Regions from separate parts of the Mus musculus genome. Here all the other regions are linked to region 1. Evidence: chromatin loops called from intact Hi-C (ENCODE). Cell type or tissue: heart. All regions are shown on one strand. Each heading gives the region's core, and the rest is flanking DNA. Links, peaks and the distances in the headings are about the cores only.

Region 1 (6,210 bases), core at 590-5,589:
GCAGTCACCGTAGGAGTTGTTTCCTCCATCCACACATAGATCTCCATGGAGACATAGCTGACTGGCTCATTCATCAAAGTTGATGTCACAGTGGTCTCCAAGGAATGCAGGTGTATGGTCACAGAAGTAAGCCCAAGATCATCCTCACATGTGGCACCAAGTAGACACGACTGGGATCCACTGCTAACAGCTATATTTGCCACTGCTAACCTAGATACACACGAGTTCTGTGTAAAATGGGCATCAATGAGTAAAGTTAGTAACCTCTGTCAGTTTTGGGGATGAGATGGGATGTACCAAGCTGTCCTGAGAGAATCAATAGGAACACATTGCATGACTGCCTCCTCCTTCAACTGCTTTGGATCCTCAGGTTATGTTTGTATCTGTCACCTTGGATTCACAGACAGGAGCCTTGCATAATTGTCCTCTGAGAGGTTCTACATACCAGATGATCGCAACAGATACGGAGACCCACACCCAAGTCTTAGACCAAGCGTGGGAAGTCTTGTAGGGGAATTGGAGTAAGGATTGAGGGACCTGGAGTGGATAAGAACTCTTCAAGAAGACCAACAGAGTCAACTAAACTCGGCTCCCAGAGACTGGACCACCAACCAAAGAGCATGCCCAGGCTCCCTGCACATATGTAGCGGATGTGCAGCTTGGTCTTCATGACCTGCACTGACTTGATGTGCCAGGATGGATTGGTACCTGGAGGGACCTCCCGTTTCTCAGAGATGAAGGGGACAGGTTGTAGGGAGGGGCTGTGTGAGGGGGGACTGGAAGTAAATTGGAGAGCTGCTATTGGGATATGAAGTGAATGAATGAGTGAATGAATGAATGAATCAATCAATCAATCAAATAAATGGAAAAAATGAAAAGGCACATTCAGACACATCCTATATGCAATTACTAATACCTGCCGGATGTTCTATATTTACTTACACATAGTCATACAGTGTTTAAACATTATGCTCATACTGCTAGAATAAGCTATAACTGTTTAAGCTATTCATATACTAATATACCTCCTCACCATGTAGCTCACTCAGAAAGAATCTGTGATGATTTGTTTTAGATCTCACCTTGACTTATCAGTGGATATCTGGATCCATGTTCTCCTTCGTGTTTTCTCGGACAGAGATTAACATTTATACTTGATAATATTGCTGCTTTATCTAAAAAGTTTGCATGTTTATAATTCCTCATATCCGGCTGTTTCAGATGTGTATACAGGTTTATCCTATCACTGAAATCAAACTGAACATTTTCTCTCTTGGTCTTGAGGCTTATTGTCATGGAAGTAAAAATATATCACTAAGACTTCTCATTCTCTGATTTACTAATTTATTTTGTAGCTCTTGAAGCATGGCAGTCTCATCTATGAACCAAATGCTTAAAATATGCCTTCCTCTATAAAATATCTATTATATATATATATATTATATATATATATATATACATATGTGACATATATGATATCATATATTATATACATATGTGATGCACTGTAGCTTCTAGCACATCTCGGATTCAATCAGTACTTAGGTTTTGCGCTATGACTATATTGCTGTTGCCACACCAACCCCAAGCCAGGCTGCCATCTTTGAACTGGCTAACAGAAGTACAGATTGCTTTTGTTTCTACATCCCTTTTCCTCCTCCTTTTTAAAATTTCTGACTGTGGAGCTCTACACCTTCATTACTATGCAGTTCTTAAGCAAACATGGGACCTAGAGGGGAAAGTAGCTATGAACTCACCCCTAATCCTCGACTTCCCAACATGGAAGTCATGCAGTCATTGAATAGACAAAAATTGTGCCTTTACTCTACCTCAGGCTTAGTGAGTAGTGTGTGCTGAAGCAGACAGGAAGCAGCACTGGGCAGGTCAAACCACTCCGAAAGATGCTGTCCTACATGTTTGATTTATCTTATGGCCTGTGGCATTAAGGGCTTTAAGCAGGCATATATTTTTTTAAAACTATATAGTACCAAAACACGAATAATCTTAAATTAGCAATTATCTCAAAAGTCCATATGTAATTATTGCAGTTTAATGACAACCTGTCCCACTAGTTCTTAAATGTCAACCACTTTTTAAAGAATGAGGGTCGTGAACATTGTTATGGTAATTATCCACTTCCTTTGAAAGAATTTCTCCCTAAGATCCTTTGTTCAGAGAAAAAAAAAAAAAAAGAACAGTGCTAATAAAATGTCAAAAGAAGGAAAACATCGTCATCAAAGCTAGAGAACTAAATAGTTATTCAAAGAATAGTAATAAAAAATGTATACTAAAAACTTAGCCATTTAACTCAGGTAATCACAGGCAGCTCCCAAGAGAGTAAAAGAAAAGCACCATCTTTTATTACAGTAAATATCATTTATTTTTTCCACATATCATCCTAAATAATAGTTTTCTATAAGCTATCCTAAGGCAGGTTTTGCCAGAAACAACGGATTTCATGATCTCCGTACTCCAAGATCCACTAATGAGAGGACTTAATACTTGCCAGGTCCACAGGAACCCCTGTGAACAGTCCCAGTGGAGGAATCAAAGTTGACCAAAAAAAAAAAAAAAAAAAAAAAAAAAAAAGACAGAATAGTTAAGTAGACGCTGATGGCTGACATGGGGTCTGTCTTCTGGAAGCATTATTTGTGGGTGGGGGCAGGGAATTAGGAGGTTAAGATGCAAGTCCATTAAATCTCAAGCAGGCACTTTACTCATCTCCAAAGCAATAAGCAGTCGGTTGTTTGGAAACCATCTGAAAAGCCAATGAAATGTGACAAATTACAGTTGCTTGAAAAGATAGAATTACCAGGCAAGAGGTCATGGGAAGTACACCGGTCCAAAGAATTGGGGATGTGCATTGACTCAGGGTTTGGCTGAGATGAACCCAGTGAAGCTTGGAGATACACTAATGTCAGAACAAACACAGGAAGCCATGTAGAGAAGAGGTAAGGGTGTGGACCCTGGAGCCAGACAGCCTGGGACTGAAGCTGGTTTCCTCTAGCCACTCATTTGGCTGTAGGTCAATCTTCCTCCTTTATCTGTTGTCTCCATTGCTACACATCTAAGGCAGGGGTAATGCCGAATGTGTTTGCCACAGTATAGGAAACAAGACCGTAAAACACGTAAGAGCCATGGTTGGCACGTGGCAAATACCAAATGCCAGCTATTTACCATTTATTAATTTTAAAAGCCATCTGCTAGAAGAGGAAGAGAATTTGAATTATTAAAGTGAGGGGAATCTGAAGAGACTGCTCCGAACTGTTATCTTTCACAATAAATTACATTCAGCTGTCAGTAAAATAACCAACAGGGCTTGCTGTTGCTGCTACCCTCACGGCCAACCTGTGAGGCAGGTAACTATTGTTATCTCCACTCATAGTAGTAGAACATAAAGATTATTCAAAGTCAGCATGAAAGTCCTAGGAGATACAGGCATTTACCCTGAACCACCTCTAAGCACAACAGACTCCACCGCCTCTATAACAAGTCCCAGGTTCTAGTCATTTATTAAGACTCTGCCCCAAGGAAATCAGGACATTAGCTGCGTATGTTAAGGAAGGTTTTTCTTTTTAATTACCAATCTGCTTAATTGATATAGATCCATGATGGAAAGGTGGTAAAACTCAGCAGTATATGAGAAGAAAACAAAGCGACGCTGGTTGTGGGCTGTACTGTGTGCGCAGAGGTGAAGCATCTTTCAAATGCAGCGCTAATGTATTCCCAGTTGTGAACTTGCCGCGACGATGGCGACTCTCTCTGCTTTACTAAGAACTCCATGTCCACAATGCCCTGCTCTGAAGTTGTACACATTATGCAGCAACGAAATTATCAAATGCACTTACTCTCTCCTCGGGGAAGAGTAACAGGCTCACACCTTCTGCCACATTAACCTTTCCCTTTTTGTACTGAGGTTTTGCCTCCTGTTCGCTCTCCTGTTCCTTATTGCTTATAAACATTCAAGTCTCTGTAGCTTTTGCTGAAATGTGCAAGTTTTCCCAGGGCTGTGATCCCAGTTGATGTATCACTTGCTTCTTTCCCCCCTTCCTATGATATGCAAGTAACCATCTGCTGTTTTAAACGGCATTGTCGCCAGCACAAACTGTCAGAGGTAAGCTAGGAAGACTCAAATCTGTTACCACCCTGCAGGATAGAAAACCTGTTCTAAATTTCCCTAAAGGTTACCTATATGCAAAGCCTGCCTTGCTTCCATTTGAGGAGGTTAAAATGAAAAGGGGCTAGAATTGAGAATCGTTGATAATATAACTATAGCCAACCCTCTTAGTGAGAAATGCTTTAAGAGAAGTCTTTATCTTCATTTGGTATGGTGTTCAAATGTCACCAGACAAACAGCAGTCCTGGAATTTGGTTGAGATTTTTATGTAAGTCATTTGGACCTAGCCAAGAGCTGAGAGGAAACTTAAGCTTACAGTTACAGTCTGGGCAGTTCTTGAGGTTTCCTGCAGAACTTTATTAGATTTTGCCTGTTACGTTCATTCCCGTTGCTCTAGAGCAAATTACATTTTAGAGTCTTTCGAGGTAGCCAGTGCCAGCCCCCTATGGCCTGATTAAATGGTTTAATCTGGAATCTTAAAAAGGAAAACCAGCAGAGATCAGGGAGCCTGTTCTTAGCAGGGAGCTTGTTCTCACTCACTCATATATATATATGTGTGTGTGTGTGTGTGTGTGTGTGTGTGTGTGTGTGTGTGTGTGTGTGTGTGTGTGTTTGTGTGTGTGTTATATGAATATTATAATATATATGAATATTATAATATGTATAGTAGCTGAGTAGCTTGGTGTTCTTATGGAAATTTTAACAATGTGACCAAGGCCTACTCTTTTGCCTACTTGTGAGACGCCCCCTCTCCTCCTACTGGGTTACCTAGTTCAGCCTTGATGTGATGGGATGTGCCTAGTCTTATTGTAGCCTGTTATTCAATATTTCCTTGATATTCCTAGGATGCATGTTATTATTTGAGAGGAGGAGATGGGGTGGATCAGGGGAGAAGCGAGGCAAGCTGGGGTGTGGGGTGCAGAGAGGGGGAAGCTGCAATTGAAATGTAATATATAAGAGAAGAATAAAAACATATTTAAACAAGAAAAGACATTTTATTTCTGCTGTTAAAGCAAGTCGGCCAGAACCACTCCAGCAGAGGCAGAGATGCTACAGAGATACACATAGCCTTCCATTTATCCATCGGACTATTGAAACAATGACCCTCGAGAAATTAGAATCTTCCCAGCAATCTGATGCTGGAAAAGGCAAGGCAGATGCCTGGTGCCCACCAGATGAGGACCTCATCTGGTCGAGGAGATTTAGAATGTGTTAGCTCACCTCTTAGGAGAGACTACACCTGATACAATAGCATGAGAATTAAAAAATTGTCTATGTATACTTTATTTTTTAAAATATGAAAACTGTTCCTCACAGTGTTTTGAGATATCTGGATGAGAAGCCTTTTTTTTTTTTTTTTTTTTTTTAGATTAATCATCCCATTTGTTTACATCTCAAATGATATCCCACTTCCTGGTTACTCTTCCACAAATCTCTATCACACATTTGCCCTCTCCTCCCTCCCCCTTGCCTCTTTGAGAGTGCCCCCCACCCACCCACACTCTCCCTCCCCACTGCTCCAGCATTCCCCTACTCTGGGGCATCAAACCTTCCTGGGACCAAGGTCTCCCCTCCCACTGATGTCAGACAAGGCCATCCTCTGCTACATAGGTATCTAGAGCCACGGATCCTGCTCTTTACACTTCTTGGTTGGTGGTCTAGTCCCTGGGAGCACTGAGTAGTCCTGCCAGCTGATGCTCTTCCTATGGGGTTGCCGTCCCCCTCTGCTCCTCCAATTCTTCTTCCAGCTGCCCCACCTGGGTCCCTGAGCTCAGTCTGATGGTTGGGAGAAGGTTATTCTTAACAAATTGATAGCTACTGGAGTGCCACCAATAAGGTTACCTGTCTTACAAACCTTGAGTATGTCTGAACATAACCTCATCACAAGACTTAGGATCAACTGTATAGCACCAAGGGTTAGATAAGTGATTTCCTTTAAGGATGTTTAATGCATATGGAGAGGTACTACTCTGAGAAGTTAATGGGAATAAGAACCTTCTGTCTTCTACCTTTCCTACATATTCTCCTATAAATTCAACCTTTGACAAGAGAAGCAATTGTCATCCTGAAGCAGCACCCAGTGCTCAAATTTG
Region 2 (6,210 bases), core at 557-5,556, 49 kb after region 1:
TTTGTTATACAAAGATCTGTATTTAATTTGCCTGTTTCAACATCTAGTGCCACCTAAGATGGAAAAGTTGTATAAGAATTCTCCTATTCCAAGATATACAGACTTTTGACAGGGGAAGGAAACAGGGTCACTCTTTTCATTGTGTAGACATAATCCGTTTTATAAAGAAGGATCTTGGCTGCTGTGTTCAGGTGTCTTTGGAGTCTGTGCTTTGCTTCCTCAGCAAATCAGAACAAAAGAGAAGAAAACAGGTTTTTTTTTTTTTTTTTTTTTTTTTTTTTTTAGCTATCATGCTGTGCTGCAGATAGTTGAAGTGAAATATTGCGTAATAAATTGTTTTTGGCAACGCAGTTTCCTCCCTAGAACTGGATATCAAAATGTGGTTCCCATTTTTCCACGAGTGTGTTAGAAGTTCCATTCTGTGTGACGTCGGAGATGCTGATCCAGGATGTGGACTAGGAAGGACCAGGTCACAGTGATAGTACCCCACAGTTAGACATGCTAGTGTATTGCTCACTTTGCTAGTGAGAACTTTATTTAAAATGAATATCTGCCACGAATACTGTTATGTCATCATTATGATTTGTGGGTTTTTTTCCTCCAATTTATTGAATAATCCAATAATCCAATTTACATAATCCAATGAGGTTTAGTCCAAACAAACTGTACTTTAAAATTAGTTATTTGGGGGAGACATACAAAGGTGAACAAGAAAAATAGCACTGAGAGAAGTTAGAAGATACAGTGTTAAGCAAACCTCAACTTTCTTTTTTTTTTTTTTTTTTTTTTTTTTTTCCATTTTTTATTAGGTATTTAGCTCATTTACATTTCCAATGCTATACCAAAAGTCCCCCTTACCCACCCACCCCCACTCCCCTACCCACCCACTCCCCCCCTTTGGCCCTGGCGTTCCCCTGTACCGGGGCACACAAAGTCTGCGTGTCCAATGGGCCTCTCTTTCCAGTGATGGCCGACTAGGCCATCTTTTGATACATATGCAGCTAGAGTCAAGAGCTCAGGGGTACTGGTTAGTTCATAATGTTGTTCCACCTATAGGGTTGAAGATCCCTTTAGCTCCTTGGGTACTTTCTCTAGCTCCTCCATTGGGAGCCCTGTGATCCATCCATTAGCTGACTGTGAGCATCCACTTCTGTGTTTGCTAGGCCCCGGCATAGTCTCACAAGAGACAGCTACATCTGGGTCCTTTCGATAAAATCTTGCTAGTATATGTAATGGTGTCAGCGTTTGGATGCTGATTATGGGGTGGATCCCTGGATATGGCAGTCTCTACATGGTCCATCCTTTCATCTCAGCTCCAAACTTTAAAATTAGTTATTTGGGGGAGACATACAAAGGTGAACAAGAAAAATAGCACTGAGAGAAGTTAGAAGATACAGTGTTAAGCAAACCTCAACTTTCAAACTTTGGCAATCCTGAATCCGAACAAAGCTCTAAAGTCATCCTGACACATAAAAAGCTTTAGAACTTTTAGTAACCAGGCTGTGCTCTCGGACGTAACGGCACTGTTCTATCCAGCTATTTACATCTGAATTCACTAATAGTTTTATCTCTATCTTTAAACTATCATTAATTTTAAGTAGATAATTTGAAGTGTCTGAATATTACTTCAAGTGGAATAATACTCAAAAACACAGAGAACTGCTTTAATAATGCTAACAGCCCTAGGTATTCAAGTTTATTTATTTTAGAATGATACTGGATTAAAGTTGGTTAATAAAACACCCACATACTGGTGAACTGGAGACAACCATGATCAGAATGCCCTAGGCTGAGTACTCAAACCTGCAAACCTTGTAGGAGCCATGGACAGAGGAGTGTACTGTGCCTGGGAATCTGGCTTGTCGACAATTGTCAGAGTTCAGTTTTCAAGAAGGAGCCAGTATTCCATCCTCCTTAATGAGAATAGTGCTTTAGAAAACCATTGTCTTAGATATCCACTGAGCTTAGCTGGCTTTTTGCTTCTCTGAAGTAAGTTTCCCTATTGGGTTGCCCACTTCTTTATTTACCTGGCTGCTTTTTAACCATTTACAAGACTCAAAACAAACTCTGTGATGAACATGTCATGGTAGGATGATGTGTTTTTCCTAGAGTGTGTTTGCATTTCCTTCTGCAGATGCCTACCGTTATCAGCAAAATATAATTCCCTTAACATAACTGGGGTTTTAACTTGGACGTGGGAAGTGTACTCCATCTCTACTTGGAAGTTTTGCACATATATTTTACCAGTGCTCTCAGGTAAACTTTGAAAACATTTTTAATTTGTGTGTGTTTAAAGATTTGACAATCTCTTCTCAACAGTCTGACCTTTCGATTCTTTCCTACAGCAATGGTAGGCACTATAAAAGAATAGGACCTCAGCCAGGATCCTGTTTTTATGGATTTTGAGGAGGGGGTGTTCTTTGGATATTTGACCCTATTTAATCTGTCTCAGTTAAAATAATAGACCAAATTTTTATTACAGCTATGCAAAGCAGGACCCTAGAACAGACATGTAATATATAATTAATGAAAATCCATGCTGCTAATGGTAGTTTAAGTGGTCAATGGGATTCCCTGGGGATCCTGAGAAAGTACACAGAAAGCCTGCACGCTGTTCATGCTCTGGATTCAAGATGAACGCCATCTTTGCCTATTACTCATGCTATGGCTTCTCTCTCCCTCCTCCCCCCTCCCTCCTCCTTCCCCTCCCCCTCCTACCCCCTCCATCTTCATCCCCTTTCCTCTCTCTCCCCCTCCCCCTTCCCTCCCTCTCCCTCTCCTCTCCCTCTCTCTGTCTCTCTGTCTGTCTCTCTCTGTCTCTATCTCTGTCTGTCTGTCTCTCTCTCTTTCTCTCTCTCTCTCTCTCTCTCTCTCTCTCTGTGTGTGTGTGTGTGTGTGTGTGTGTGTGTGTGTATGTGTGTTTCTGTCTCTTCTCCTCCTATACACATGTGTAATATGTGTAAATATCTACTTTATTGGTATGGATGAAATTCAAACACAAAAGCAGGCAATGTCATATACAATGGCCAGCAACACTACGGCAGAAGTTATTACTGGTTATGGTGTTGCAATAAAGAAATGACCAGGACTAGACATAACTTGTAGCAAGATGGTTAGTAAGGAGTCCAGCTGTGCCTATTTAGGATCGATCTAATCGAGGTGTGGTGCCATCTAGTGGCAAATTTCTCTCTATCAAAAATGCTAATGAAGCCAATTCTAGGCTCTTGAGTTAAGAACTAATTTTTCTTTGCATCTCAGGAAGCCTGGAGTCTTTCCTCAGCACCTTTGAGGAGTCTTTTTAGGGAAGTAACACAGCAAAGACCTCTCAATGCTCTCTGGCAGGTTCTCTCAGCTTTTTGTCTGATGCTTGCCCCAGAGTGGTGTCAGGGGATTTCCCTTGCTTCTTATTTCAGACTGAGTTTCAGTAAACTGGGTGTAGTACCAGTTCTGTAGCACTTCAAACGGGAAAATCCTGGCAAGGATCATCTTGTCATAGCTGCAGCATTTGGGGAGTTTGCTAGGAGTATAGAAACAGGATTTTGTGCATGCCTTCTAGTCCCATTTGCATGCCTATAAACTGAGCAGATTCCAAGGGGCCCCTTCCTTGACACCACACTAAACACACCAATAGAAGCCCGCAGGGTAGTTGCTTGCCTGGTTATTTGTATTAAAAGGAGCTGGTGAGGAAGGAGGGGTGAGGCATCCTCTAACTGGCACTTACACTCCTTCAAATTTTTATTGAGACTTCAGATACTTTCCTTTTATGTGTCCATCTGCTGCTTCTACCTTTTATATTCTTTCAGAGAAAAAATAGTTTGTCTCTCTGTTGTCTAGGTAGGGGTCTTACCACCATTTGGAATCTGCTTAATCTTGTCCCCTAACAATCACTGCTTTCTGAAGAAATCAAAAGGTATTGGAATATGGAGAGTCTTCCATCAGTTAAAGTAAAAGATAGCAGATTCCTAAGAATTCCTATACCATGACAGAGGTAGGGTGAAAACTAGTAGGTAGGTAGTGTGGAAACTAGTTATATTGAACTATAACCTTGATGCATTAGTTTTACTGCTCCAGGTCTCTTGTTGACAGAGCGTTTTTACTTTCTGGTATCAGTGACACGTCTATGCTGCTATGATACCTTGCTCACATGTCTATCACTAGCAGCTCTGGGAACACTTCTGAGCCAGTGAATGCATCTGATGTGCCATTACAATAACTCACACATTCATATTTGATGAATATTTGCTATGAAGAATCCTCTTTTGCACTAGAGCTTTGTAACTGTATTGGGTGTTTTTATCAACTGTATAAGCAGGCTTCAGAAGTGTACTGGCTGGTTTTGTGTGTCAACTTGACACAGTAATTTGGAAGTGTAAGCTGAATAAACCCTTTCCTCTCCAACTTTCTTCTTGGTCATGATGTTTTGTCCAGGAATAGAAATCCTGACTAAGACAATTTGATACCAGCATAGTGGGATATTCCTGTGACAACCTGAACATGTTTTGGGGAGAATTGTGGAAGCACTTTGGACCTTTCGTCCAGAAGATTCATTTGGTGTTAAGAGCTCTGTAGGATGTTGTGTAGGAGCAGGCAAGATAATGTTGAAGAAAGAAAGTATTTTAGTGGTGCCCACAGTTAAGAGACTTTAAATTTTTAAAAGGCTTTGAATTTTAAAAGATATTGGATATTTTAAAAGGATTGAACTTTTAATATGTAAAGACTGTTGGACTTTTAAAGTTATTTAGATCTTGGGGATGAAAAAGAAAATAAGGGTTGAGACTTAAGAGTGATTTGTTTGTGTGTCAAGTTGACAAGGGGTCAGTTGTACTGGCTGGTTTTGTGTGTCAACTTGACACAGGCTGGAGTTATCACAGAGAGAGGAGCTTCAGTTGAGGAAATGCCTCCATGAGATCCAGCTGTGAGGCATTTTCTCAACTGGTGATCAAAGTGGGAGGGCCCATTCTGGGTGGTGCCATCCCTAGGCTTGAAGTCTTACTTCTATAAGAGAACAAGCTGAGCAAGCCAGGGGAAACAAGATTGTAAGAAACATCCCTCCATGGCCTCTGCATCAGCTCCTGTATTCTGACCTGCTTGAATTCCACTCCTGACTTCCTTTGGTGATGACCAGCAGTGTGGAAGTGTAAGCTGAATAAACCCTTTCCTCCCCAACTTGCTTCTCGGTCATGATGGTTTCCCCAGGAATAGAAACCATTACTAAGACAACAAGTGTACAGCCTTTATAATAAAATATAAAACCTTGTTCCCCATAAAGTTTTTTATTTAGATTAAAGTTCTTGAAATTCTTAGTAATTCCTGTCTTGAGTTTCATGTCAAACCTGGGAGATGATGTGGTACAGACTGAGTGGTGTTGGTTCAAGGGTGGACTCAGGGCTATAGGGTTGATACTGGAATTAAGCAACTGAAAAGGAGGCAGAACATATAGTTGCAAATGACAGGAAAAACAGGGCACTCTGTGTCCCTTCAATGGCCAATGTGATCTGAAGCCACATTAATAACTATGGTATAAAATATATCTGGTGGTAGCTGTGTCCTTGGCTATAATAAAAGTGATTCAACTTCTGAGCATGTGATTCAACATTGTCACCATGGGAAGAATAGAACTGGGCATTCCATTGCCAGAGCATATCATGGAGCATGTACACAAAAACTAACTCTTCCACTTGGGGAATCCACAGGACTGTTAATGCCAATGCATATATAGAATGTTAGGGCATCTTTCACAAAATGGAAAAAGTCTTCATAGTACAATAGAACACTTCAAGAACCGACTGGGATTCTTCAATAAATGTGGGAGACTGGCTTAGTGCAGCGATGTTGGAAATCAAATATTCACAACCTTCCAGAAAGAAATTACAAAGAAAACATAATTTCCACATGAACCTAAAATTAACTGCTGAAACAACTTTAAAATTGCTCTTCCTTTTAATCAAGAATACAAAGATAAAATGCATTAGGAGACATTTTGAGTTATAGATGTATCATGAATCCACTTTTTGCTTCTTAAATTGAGCCCTCAAATTACAGGATATGTCAGAGGAGTATTAAAATATCGTTGTCTAACTTTTAATTTAAAATTAAATTTAAGGTTACATGAAACCAAATTGTGTTAGTTAAAAATATTCTTAACACTACTTATAGTGACACCTTTAAAAAAGAATCTTCTCAAATTTAAAAATTACCAAGTATTAATTG
Region 3 (6,210 bases), core at 653-5,652, 180 kb before region 1:
GGGCTTAAATAACAATAACAAATTTGCCATCCTTTTGATGTGGCCGGGCAAATTTATTCACTGAAAAATTGATGATATTGAAGCTCAAAGAAAGGTATGAATACTGGGCCTGCATTCTTAGGGGTATTCTAGCTTTAGGTGCCAGTTCATCTACTTTTAATTCCAAAACAAACAGAAATAAAAGATAACTAACAGGTTTTTGTTTTTTTTTTAGTGAACAAATTTCAGTTTGAGGTTGTTGGTGTTTGGCATTTCATACAACATAGACAGAGTGGGTAAACCTTCCAAACTTACATTCTTGCCATTTTAGAAGTTAGAAAATCATAACCACAGTCTATAAAAATCCAGTTTCAAATTATGAATTTCTTCATAGGTTATAGGCGTATTACTGTTTTGTACCCATACAAAGTTTCATATGCATCCTAGGTAGTAACAGATATTTCTGTAGGTACCAGAGCCCTTACTGTGTATATGCCCATTCGTGTGACTTCTTTAACCATCATTATTTAATTCAAGGTTCTATCCCCCAAAGCCAGATTGGGGATTAAATTTTCATTAGATGATTTCAGACTGAGTCATAATCCAATCCATAACAATTATTGTTATGACTTTCATACACATGAGGTTAGAATGGTTTCACAGAAACAGGAAAGAAAATAACACAGTGAAAATTCTGACAACACTCAGAAAGCACAGGGTGCATTTTATAAAAGCAGCAGTTTCCTCAACCCAATCTATAGGAGGGGAGTATCAATGAATGGACAAAATGGGTATAGGGGATTTATTAAAGAGTTGATAATGTTTAAATAACAGTAACACTTATATAATCACATCCCTCAACTATGTGACTTTCCTCCATACTCAAAGGATGTGTTTCTTTCATTTCTCCATATTACAAATGTAATGTACCAAGAACACAATTTAAGGGTGGTCTTTTAAATCATTCCCATCCACACATGCCATTGGACTAACGTTTTCGTAAGCTGGAATTATGTCATTTGTTCTTTGAATAGCAGTGCATGCATAGGATACAAATTCCATAAGCATTTATTTTTCCCAAAGAACAAGTCAATTTCTAAGTTCTATATCTATTAAACACGAGGCAAATATAAATGGAACGAAGGATCGTCATCAACCAAATGAATTACCATTCTGTTTTTATCGTTTTTCTTAGTAATAGGTTAACTAATTTTACCATTTGCTAAAATCATTATTGTTAAAATCATTAGCATTTTCCTTTGTATAATTCTTTAAATTCAAGCATATTCTACTTAAAATTTAAACTAACATAATGCTTTTCAAAAGAGAAAATCAGACATAAGACTTTATGGTTTTAGGTAATATTTGAATAAACCTCAAGGGTTTAAATAGAACAAGTAGAAATCTCTTTTAAAACTTTCAAATGCTCTAATTGAAATTAAGTGTGAACCTTTTCTCTAACTTACAGATAGAAGTGATTGGTGTCATGATTTAACTTCTGAATCTGATGCAATACCTTGCTAGTAATTCTCTGCAACAGATATCATCACTCATAAGGAACTATGTAAAGAATTACACCAGGTATAGTAGTGAATGTATGTAATTCCAGAGCTCATACACTAAAGCAGGAAGAATATGAGTTCTAGCCTGGCAAGTTTGAGGCCATCCTGGATTATGATATTGAGTTTTTCTGGGTAACAGAAAACTGAGACTACTTCTAGCAAACAGAACGCAAAGCTCAGGCTGTAACTTAGTGGAACAGCACTTCCCTAACATGCATAAAAACTGTTTGGTCCCTAGCACAGCAAAATCAAAAAAATCCACCTAAATAACATATAGAAATATAGAATCTTATTTCTTTCCATATCAATTTTTATTCACTAAAAAAGTTATCTACTTTAAAAGTAGCCTAGAACTTCAGAATGTGAATACCTTTATGTTACTAAATGTGCCACACGTCTTGTAGAGACAAAACATTGGTTATTTTGCAAAAACACTTCTAGTGCGTTGTAGTTTCCTCGTGTTTTTTCTTTTAAATGAATATTGCAAAAGAGCCATGCCCAACTTTAAAAGTACAAGAAATTTATAAATTAATTTATTCCCTTCTGGGTTCAGAACTCAAAGCAGAAACATGTATCTTTACGTGAATGTGATCTCCCTTCAGGCGACAGACTTCAGCTTTGCTTTGGTTTTGTTGTTGTTGTCTTGTTTTGTTTTTATTTTTATTTATTTATTTATTTTTATAGCTTGAAGTTGACTTCAAGCTATAACTAGCTCACTGGCATACCCAATGTAATCTATTTTGTTTCTATTCCCTGCAAGCCAAACAGCTGAACACAGAGGTCTCATTTCTGGGCCTCATGGACACAGAGAGTATCTGTGCTTCTCAGGCCAATTCTAAAATCACCTTGCATTCTAAGTTGACTCTGGTTTTGAGTTATTCTCCAGTTAATCAGTAGCTCACTTTCACTTCAAGGATAACATTAGGATAGCATTGTCTTCCTTTAGTCACCGAGTTGGGACAAAATAAGACGTTAAATACACAGCACCCTGTATAGTGAACAAAATAATACTTGATCTTATTTACTACAGATGAATGTAATTTTAAGATGTTTACACAGACATACATACAGCTTTTTAGAAATTTTGTTTAAATACCAGGTTTCCCAGCTTTCCAAACTTTCCCTGGGGTTGTGCAACATCTGCTAGTCCCAGCCTTTCATGGATCTGTCACCCATCCATTAGAGTTAATAACAGCCGTGGCTACTTAGCGAAAACATTTGGCCTTTTATTTAGGTCACAAGTATCTGGCCAACACCCAGCCAGTCAGCTATTCAAACACCGAGTTTAATTAATTAAAAGCTATTTTTAATGGAAACACCCATTGAAGCTGAATGACTCAGTCTATATCCCGGCTATATAAGTCCTACAAAGCTTAGGGGTGTCTTCCTAGCCTTTTATTGGGGAACCGAAAAGGCCTGGCCACCATAGGTCTTTTAGAGGAAATGGACTCTCAGCTCCTTCTCTTTGCCCACAACATTTCAAGATTCTTATTTCTCCCTGGTGGAAAACCTCTCGGGATATTTCACAAGCCCTGACACTTACATCTAGGAATTAAATGATGTTGTGAGGAAAGCCATGTCTATCCCAGGCTCCAGACACACTTTCTATAACCAAGAGCTGATTTAGGACAGGCAAGAACTGCAGATGACAGACGTGCACTGGGTAATAGCCACAGCGACCCCCACACAACCTTTCTGATTCAGCTGAACTATTTTTTATCCACAACTCCGGGTACATACTCGTTGTACACTCTTCTGTAGAAAGTTCTGTTGTGTCCAATGTCATTTTATCAGCCACATTCTGATGGGCTAAAGACCCCCACACTGGCGTTTATGTCTCCTATCAAACAGGCTGGAATTGTTTCTCACCTTCTCTCTTTTGTCCTATTAAGGATACAGTTTTTATTTTTCCCCCTTAATTGAGATTGGTGTTTTTTACAAAATCAGAAGAGCTGATTCATTTTAACAAGCTATCTAGTGTGTTATTTCTTCTCAGATTACCATGTAAGTGGTGACAAATTGGCTCGTAGTCACTTGTGTGTAATCCCAGACTTAGAACTTCAGGTTTGCTGTTCTTTTTAACACAGCCCCCAGGGAAAACTGGCTCCTACGAACACAGATGCTTCTGATAAAAAAAAAAGAAATCAAGCAAGCCAATTTAATTGTTAAAACGTGAAGAGGAAATGACTAGTACAGAGATTATAAAATGTCTGTATAAAATATTTTGAAGAAACACTTCCCCTTAAAGTTGCATTTCGTAAGAAAATTAGAAAACCAAATTTATACTTTCTTCATTTTCCAAAGCAGAAACAGGAGGCTCAGACCAGTTAACCATTACCTATAGTCCCTAAAAGGAAATGTCAGAGTTGTAAAACAGTATCCAGTGTAGTTAGTACACTGCAACTTTAACTTCTGTGCAGCTTAGTGAAGTCATACATGCTAGAGTTAACGAAACTCAATGCTAACAGCCCACAATAAATACAGGGTTACAGAGCTGATTCTCTGAGTGTTTTAAAAGATATAAGCTGGAAACAGGATGGTATTTTTTCATGTTTATTTTAATTGCTATTATATATTTAAGCTATGTAACCGATGAAGAACATCTATGTAAAGCATTTTCTCTAATGGAACAAATGAGAAAATATACCCGTTTTCCATGATAAGAAAATCATGACATCCTTTGGGAAGTTTTTGGAAACAATTGTATTTTCCTACGGCAGGAGTAGTAGTAATCCAGTCATTAAGCAAAAGCTCTGGGTTTAATGCGTGGTTCTGTTGGCCTCCACGTTGTACAGCACTCTCTGGACTTGTTCACCTTACACATTTGCTGCTTTAGATTCTTTAGCAAGCATCTCCCCAATCGTCTCTGTCTCCTGACACTGGTAATGGGAGCTACATTTTCAAAAGCTTAACTTTCTAAGGTACTAGAGGAGGAAGACAATTGAGGTGTTGATGTAAGTGTCATGAATATGTGCCAAGCGCCACTTCCCATTGTATGAGTGTGAAGAGCAGCTCAACTAGTCTCAAAGGTACTTGTCAACAAGGAACTGGACTTCATGATACCAACAGAGCTCAGCTCCACACTTTAAAAATGAACTGTACCAACAATCTGTACATCTATTCCTGCTGATAGCCTACACAAGTAGGGCTTTTCTGTCAAAGTGTTTGTTTGTTTGTTTATTTATTTATTTATTCATTTATTTAACAGTTTTCACCTTTTGGTACCATTCGAATCATATTAAATAATATTCATTTATTTGGGGAAATAGTTATTTTGCCATTAGTAGGATTAATGACATATTTTTTTAAATTTCCAAATGCCAATATAAATATGAAAGGTAAGATATTAGTTACTTCTGTATGATTGTGATCAAGGTCTGACTTAACAATGTAAGAGAGTGAAGATTCACTTTAGCCCATGGTTCAGAGCAAGTTCGGTTCACTGCGGAATGGGCGGAGCACAGGGTGTCCTTGGTCACGGCTCAGCCATAGACCCAAGCACAGAGCACAGATGTAGACTAGGCATGACAGAACCTCTAAGGCTAACTCTAATGAGTGCTTTTTGCCAGGAAGGCCTCCACTTACTAAAGATTCCAAAGCACGTTGCAATCATAACATGGAAAGTATGCATTTTCTATTTGGACTCAACTTTGTTCAGGGAGGGTGGGAGAGAATGAGAGAGAGAGAGAGAGAGAGAGAGAGAGAGAGAGAGAGAGAGAGAGAGGGAGGGAGGGAGAGGGAGAGGGAGAGGGAGAGGGAGAGGGAGAGGGAGAGGAAGAGGAAGAAAAGAGGAAGAGGAAGAGGATACATTAGCCATCATCTACCATCAAAATCATTTGGATTGCTCCTGAAACACAGTTGTTTACAGCATACTTACCTTGTTTTATAATTTTACATCTGTCTCTTCCTCATCAATGAACAGTTCAAGGACACATTGCTTCAGACCCTCTAATAATCCTTAAGAGTGACTGTTAGACAAGTGTTCTATTATATCATGAGAAAGTAAAAAAATCATGATTTGCCTTATTTTCAAGTTTTGGATAACTCTGGGAAAAGAGGTATTTAGGTTAATACCCCATGTCGACATTTTATACACAATATATCATTCACTTAGCTAAAGAACTATCAGTGAGAATTAGCCCTTCTCAGAACTATTATTTTCTTGGAGGAACTCTGATAAATTATATAACTCAAATAAATTTGGCTTCAATGTTGAATATTTTGAAGATTATTGTTGTACATAAATATGTTCATCCACAAAAGTCCATATCTCTTATACTGCACATGTAGAATATGATTTTTCTGACCATGTTATTAGCAGAGGAGAGCATCTGAATATTAAAAACCAGGCAAATATATAAAATCAGAATAAAGTTTCCTTTCCAATTACATATACAATGTCTTCTTGCCAGTGGATCAGACTTTATAAAGCATACATTTGTTGTTGTCTTTTAGGGATAGAGTTAGGTTTGCTACTTTCTTCATATTCCATTAAAGTAATATGCCTCATATTTTGTATTTCTTTCTGCTTTTAATAACTGAGGGATGGTAACATTTTGTGTTGTTCCCCATCATTATTGATACATAATTGACAAATAAAGATGCAACTGCTTAATATATACAAACCTCTCTGTGTTTAACTCTTTGACATGAAAGAGCTTGTTATGAA
Region 4 (6,210 bases), core at 785-5,784, 170 kb before region 1:
AGAGGCTCTCCCCTCCTTCCTTCCCTCCCTTCCTCTCTCTTTCCCTTCCTCCCTCCTCTCCACCCTTCCTCCCTCTCTGACTCTCCCTCTTCCTCTCTCCCTCTCTCTCCTCCCTCTCCTCTATCTTTTGAGCTTCCAAACACACACCTTCTTCCAGGCTGAAGCTGGGCTGGTCTCCCTAGGCACAGCAGCCACAACAATCCCGCAGTTCAAAGTTAGGCAGCAATTGCACAACTTCCAGCAACTCTCTCAGCCAGCTGCTAATGAGCTTGAAAGCAAGGAACATCTGAGGAGTTGAAAAGGAAGCCTCCAGCCTTCCTCCTTTCACCAGAGAGACCCAGACACCCCTCCCAGGGCCCAGATTACTTTGAGATAAGGACTGTGTTATTTGCTTGCCTTGCCGGACAGACCATGGCTCCCTTTGGAAGAAACTTACTGAAGACACGACATAAAAACAGGTAAAAAAAAAAAAAAAATGAGTGCGTGTGTGTGTGTGTGTGTGTGTGTGTGTGTGTGTGTGTGTGTGTGTGTTGGATTCAGTTCCCTAAGCCTTTGGTTCTGATGAGAACTGTTTGGCGAGTCGGTCGGGATCTAGAATGAAGACCCAGCTAGCTCTTCAGACCATAGGTCCTGTATTGACGATGGACGTATCCCGAACAAGGATCATGGGAAATCATGACTGATTTTTAACTCTCTTTTCCCTTTATGGCAGTCTGAGTACACTAACTAACACTAACATTTTCTCTTTACTTTGTCTTGAACTTTTGGGGAGAGAAGAATCACAAGATCTGGTTTAGTTTAAGCGTTGCATTAGAATATCTCTTTTTGAAAAAGCTTAAGAGTTTGGGAAAGATACAACTAGGATTTCTAATCACTTATTGAAAGGAAAAATTAAAAAAAAAAAGTACAACTGCTGATACAATCTGGAAACAATGCTTTGGTCCCCTCTAAGAGTGGAGCATTTCTAAAATCTGGAAAGTTCCCAATTGCGAACATTCCCAGAAGGAGCTCTTAATGGACTGTGTGTCTTTGAGAACTTTAGGTGGCTTAGGCGTTCAAAGAGGAGACAAGCAGCTATGTGCTTCACTTTATTATTGCCACTATACTTAGAGTTAATGCATGTACTCTGCATACTGAGAGAGAGAGAGAGATTGGAAGGGGGGATTTGGAATAATGGGATAATATCTATATATTTCACTACCATAACTAATTTACTTATACTCAAATATTACATTTTATGCAAACAATGAAATGATTATTTGAGACAGGATTTATTTTTTTAATATATCTGTTTTGGCAGATATAATAAAATGGGCTTTCCAGCCATTCTTCTCTCCTCTTCATTATGCCTGTTTGCGCTTGTCATCTTCTGCTTAGTGTAAATTTAAATGGATACAATTACAAGGTAGGAAATGATATAATTATTTTAAAGTGTCTGCCTGATAATACAGGAATACGACTTTAACGTGATTCTGCGCGCCTCTGTTTTGTACACGAATATCTACTTGATTTAGTTGATTGAATTTCTTTAAGAAACTACAAAAGCTATAGTATATACTGTGAAGCCGTCTTAATCACTTGTATGTGTTACTTGTGTGACAAATATGATAAATATTGTATTTTTTAAATCAGGATGCTTTATTACATGTTACGAGACAATGGTTTCAGTTCATTTTAATAGCTTGTGATAACCATTACAACTAGCTTCATGTATTAGTAGTGACAAGGTCTTTAATAATATTCCAGATAAACCAACTCCAGCTTCCCTGCCTCAATTCAGCTGTGGATTCTAGTTGGGTTACTACTGTAGCATTTTCATATTTCTTTAAACACTATGAAATTGTGTAAAAAGTATTTTGGGTTTATTGTTTTTTTTTTCTTTTTTTTTTTAACAAATTGTGCTTCTGCAACCAAATCCTGTCTTCGGAATTGTTGGTTGTGAAGAGTGCTTCACCAGTTTATGGATTTCATCACTTGTGTACCAAGAAGAGAGCACTAAAACCTTTGAATGCACCCCTGAATGTCCTTTATCAAACTCCATAGTCTGTTTCCATTGTGTTGCTTCTGTGACTGAGCCTTCTGGTCTAGCCATAAAACAAACACTCTCAGCAGGATACTTTAAACTCAAAAATTGTGATGAAGAGATAAGAACAGAAAAACTGGAAGTTTAACAGCATTTCAGGTAGCCCTTGAGAAAACAGAAAGCTGTTGCTAAGGGTCATGATTTATGAAGACCTCAATTTGAGGGTGTGAGCAAAGGCAGTAATGAGGAGGATGTGTGCAAGCTACTCCAGTGATTAATTGCTTCCTTTTACAGATTTTTTACTTTTTAGCCTCGAGTAAAAACAGAGGTGGGAGAAAGAAAGAAAGAGAGAGAGAGAGAGAGAGACAGAGAGAGAGAGAGAGACAGAGAGAGAGACAGAGAGACAGAGACAGAGACAGAGAGACAGAGAGAGAAAGAGACACAGAGAGAGAAACAGAGAGAGGGAGAGGAGAGAGAGAGAGAACAGCATAAGTCAATGACATAAAATTATGAGCATTTGAAACTGAGTATTAAAAATGTCATTTTGGGCCTTGAAATAATATGGCAGTATATATGAGGTCTTGTTGTTTGGGTTGGTCTGTATACCATCTCACAGAAAAACAACTAATGAAATGATTTCAGGGTTACTTTTATCCACTTCATTGACCAGGATCTATAGGGCTTAAGTAACCTCACCTGACCACCTAAATAACAGATCTGTTCACTAAATGATGAGGCAGTCAGATGCTTAACAGAGAATGTAATTGATAATAGTTATCTCATAGGAACTAACAAACCAACTAAAATGTATTCTGTAAGATACACATTTTGTGGGTTTATGAATATATATGTATAATTTGTAAAACAAAAAAGAATTAACATGTTGTTATGTTATCAAGATAGTGAAGAGAATGACGCTAGAAAGGCTTGCATCTTTTCAAAAGACAGAAAGACTGCTGAAAATTTGGGGAGGGGTTGTGATTATACAAATTTGAGAAGCTTGAATATTAATTTTCATTTTTGCATGTCTTTTTCACTTTTCCTTTTTTTTTTGTGGAGTAGTGTTATATCACCCAAGACTAAGAACTATGCTCTGAATAGGTACATATTCGAGAGTTTTAGATATGAACATGATATAAATGGAGCTGCAAAAGATGAGGCATAAGAACTTTCAGCCAACAAGGTCTAGCACTCATAGAGGGTGGAGTCATATCTGTCTAGACATCATTATGTTTTCATGCCTAGAAGAGTGCCCGGTGCGCTGTAGACCTGTAATACAGTTGTTTGTTTAGTTTTGTACACTAAGTTATAATTTCTCCTCAACCTAGGAAGACCATCATTACTTTATTCCTTATTTGGCATATGATGCATGCTAGTGTTGCAGAAAAATCAATACTCAAGACAGCTCAATTGACACTGGTGTTTCATTAAAGCATTTGGCAAGTTTTCTTTGGAAAATTCAAGAATATTGCAGGGCCCCAAATATTTGGGGCTTTTAACTTTAAACTTTCATGTAAATGGACGAGCCCCAAGTTAAAGACTTTAATTATTATAATCAGCAGTAATCTGCTTAAATGTTCTAATTGTATGTTTAATTAGAAAAAGACCATTTTCAAAAGGAATTGGATTGCTTATTTTATTTTCAGAATAATAAGAAAAACTGTGACAGGAGCCTGATTATTGTTGCACATTTTACTAATAAGACTTTTGTTCTAGAGACTGCCATATCCAGGGATCCATCCCATAATCAGCTTCCAAACGCTGACACCATTGCACACACTAGCAAGATTTTGCTGAAAGGACCCAGATAGAGCTGTCTCTTGTGAGACTATGCCGGGGCCTAGCAAACACAGAAGTGGATGCTCACAATCAGCTATTGGATGGATCACAGGGCTCCCAATGGAGGAGCTAGAGAAATTACCCAAGGAACTAAAGGGAACTGCAACCCTATAGGTGGAACAACATTATGAACTAACCAGTACCCCGGAGCTCTTGTCTCTAGCTGCATATGTATCAAAAGATGGCCTAGTCGGCCATCACTGGAAAGAGAGGCCCATTGGACTTGTAAACTTTATATGCCCCAGTACAGGGGAACACCAGGGCCAAAAAGTGAGTGGGTGGGTAGGGGAGTGGGGGGGGAGGGTATGGGGGACTTTTGGGATAGCATTGGAAATGTAAATGAGGAAAATACCTAATAATATATATATATATATATATATATATATATATATATATATACTTTTGTTCAATGTGACTGCAAATATAGAAAATCTAGGTTGATATTTTTCCAACAATGTATTCAGTTTTTGACATGGACAACTAGAAATTAAGAATATTTATAAAAATTTTAAAGAGCTACTTGCAGTTCAAGGCAACACTGAATGCTTAATTAGAAGATGTGACTTTTGTGCTTTGCTTCAAACAGCATCAGTCTGTTTCAAAAATCACACTGGCTTTGAGGTTATGACTCTCCTACCTCTGCTTCCTGAGTGTTGATATGACAGGCATATGCCACCAAACCTTGTACAAGATATGATTCCTAACACTTGAGGAGATGGAGTTGGTTGAAATGCTCATCAGTTTTTCCTGGAAACAGAATATTACTGTTGTGTAGAAGAATCCCATATATTCCTACTAAATAAATATTTACTAACTACAAATAGACGATACAGTTAAATAGGCTTTTATCATTATTTTTGAGGCCCATTTGAACTTTCCCTAACTTCTGCTTGAACTCTTTCAGAAGGCTTTTGCTAAAAATTGCGAAGTGGGTCACTCTCTTGCAGGCTACATAGACAGTCTATCTCTTATCAATCCTAAATTAAAGGGTCCCAGAAAATACACCTTAATGGGCATATCTGGAAAAGTCTGGCTTTACACCTTTTAATAATTACTTAAAGCCTTGGTGTCCATATTGCTGTTAGGTAACTAGAATATACCTGACAGTATTTTGAAAACAAGAATATACATCATAAATAAATCCTTCTAACTATTTCATCAGAAAGAAGAATTAGGTTTTGTGGATAGAGCCAAAATTTTAGACAGGAAGACTGTCTCCTTTCTGTAGTTAGAAGTAGAAAATACCAGGTAATTGTTTTTTCTCTTATAGTTTCAAATGGAGACTTAGAGTGTTCAAAAAGATGGATTAAGAATTTTGAGAACTGCCAAATTTTTGAGCCTGTAAATCTTCATTCTCCAAGTTTCTGAAAAGTTTTCCCCTGTTGGTACCTCGTATCTTAAGTAGTTGTTAGTTTGCAGCAGACAATCCGTTAGGAACAATGACTGGGTTGCTTTCTCCCTGACAAAAATAGCCCAAGAGCATTGGCAGAGATGAAACAGTTTCCAGGTTAAAACTTGTATTGCTTTGGAAATGAAAAAAAAAAAAAAAAAAAAAAAACCAAAAACCTTGAGCCAACTTAGGCAGCCTAACACTTACTGTGTAATATGTCTCAATAGGCATCAGACCAACAAGGAGCTCATGCCAGTAAAAGCATTTGAGAGAAAATTGTTTTAAAACAAGTTAAACAATTTATGGCTCACTAACAATTTAATTTAGAAAATGTCTTGATTAAGTTTACTGAATAACACAGCATTACATTTATTTGATGTACAAGTATAGAGGAGCTGACAACCATTCTGAGAATTCAGAGAAGTTAACTCTAACTTATAGATAGAGATACATAGATACATAGTTGTATATACATATGCCCATGTACATATATCTAAGACAGATATATGATACATATATCACACACACACACACACACACACACACACACATACATATACATATACATATACATATACATATACATATACATATAAGATTTAGAGAGAGAGAGATAGAAATAAAAAAGTATGTATAGAGTGGTAAAGATAAAGATAGATGGAGGTATATAATAGATTCCAAAAAAAAAAAAAAAAGAATGTTGACATGGGATATGAGTTCTCTACTTCCAGGTACATGTAGATACTGCATGGCCTTAAAAAGCAATCTGTCTCTAGCATATTTACTTTCTAAAATAAGCCTTTTTTGTAATATCTGTACTGCATGTATGCTAAGGGGAAAAGTATAGCACATTTCAGTCTTCCATTGCTCTTTAATGGATTTTTTTGTGTATGTGAAGTGGATTTAGTTTGTTTGTGGGTCTGTTTGTCTTGTTTGCTTGGTTTTTGTTTGTTAGTTT

Evidence for each region. A loop is a pair of places that touch in the nucleus more often than their neighbours do. Peaks named below come from ENCODE experiments on the same cell type or tissue, not always from the same donor. Only the 100,000 strongest peaks of a DNase experiment are listed, where the experiment ranks them.
Region 2: a loop joins it to region 1, with 2.1 times the contacts of the local background. A loop is called at or near these places in 3 of 42 quality-filtered maps.
Region 3: it touches region 1 in a loop (6-fold over the local background); 2 of 42 quality-filtered maps call a loop at or near these places.
Region 4: it touches region 1 in a loop (6-fold over the local background); 2 of 42 quality-filtered maps call a loop at or near these places.

What each region holds. Positions count from the first base shown.
Region 1 is chr10:102,683,142-102,689,351 of GRCm38, forward strand. No RefSeq gene overlaps it. Among named protein-coding and RNA genes, the nearest start is that of Rassf9, 170 kb to the left of the region's middle. In heart, for the core only: no CTCF peak of the experiment used is centred there; a DNase peak (open chromatin) is centred at 2,920.
Region 2 is chr10:102,732,256-102,738,465 of GRCm38, forward strand. No RefSeq gene overlaps it. Among named protein-coding and RNA genes, the nearest start is that of Rassf9, 220 kb to the left of the region's middle. In heart, for the core only: a CTCF peak has its summit at 3,181 (motif pointing left); no DNase peak of the experiment used is centred there.
Region 3 is chr10:102,503,958-102,510,167 of GRCm38, forward strand. No RefSeq gene overlaps it. Among named protein-coding and RNA genes, the nearest start is that of Rassf9, 5.2 kb to the right of the region's middle. In heart, for the core only: no CTCF peak of the experiment used is centred there; no DNase peak of the experiment used is centred there.
Region 4 is chr10:102,512,127-102,518,336 of GRCm38, forward strand. It overlaps Rassf9 (Ras association (RalGDS/AF-6) domain family (N-terminal) member 9), which reads left to right and starts at 96. Exons shown (of 2, transcript NM_146240.4): 1 at 96-458. The coding sequence starts at 412. In heart, for the core only: no CTCF peak of the experiment used is centred there; no DNase peak of the experiment used is centred there.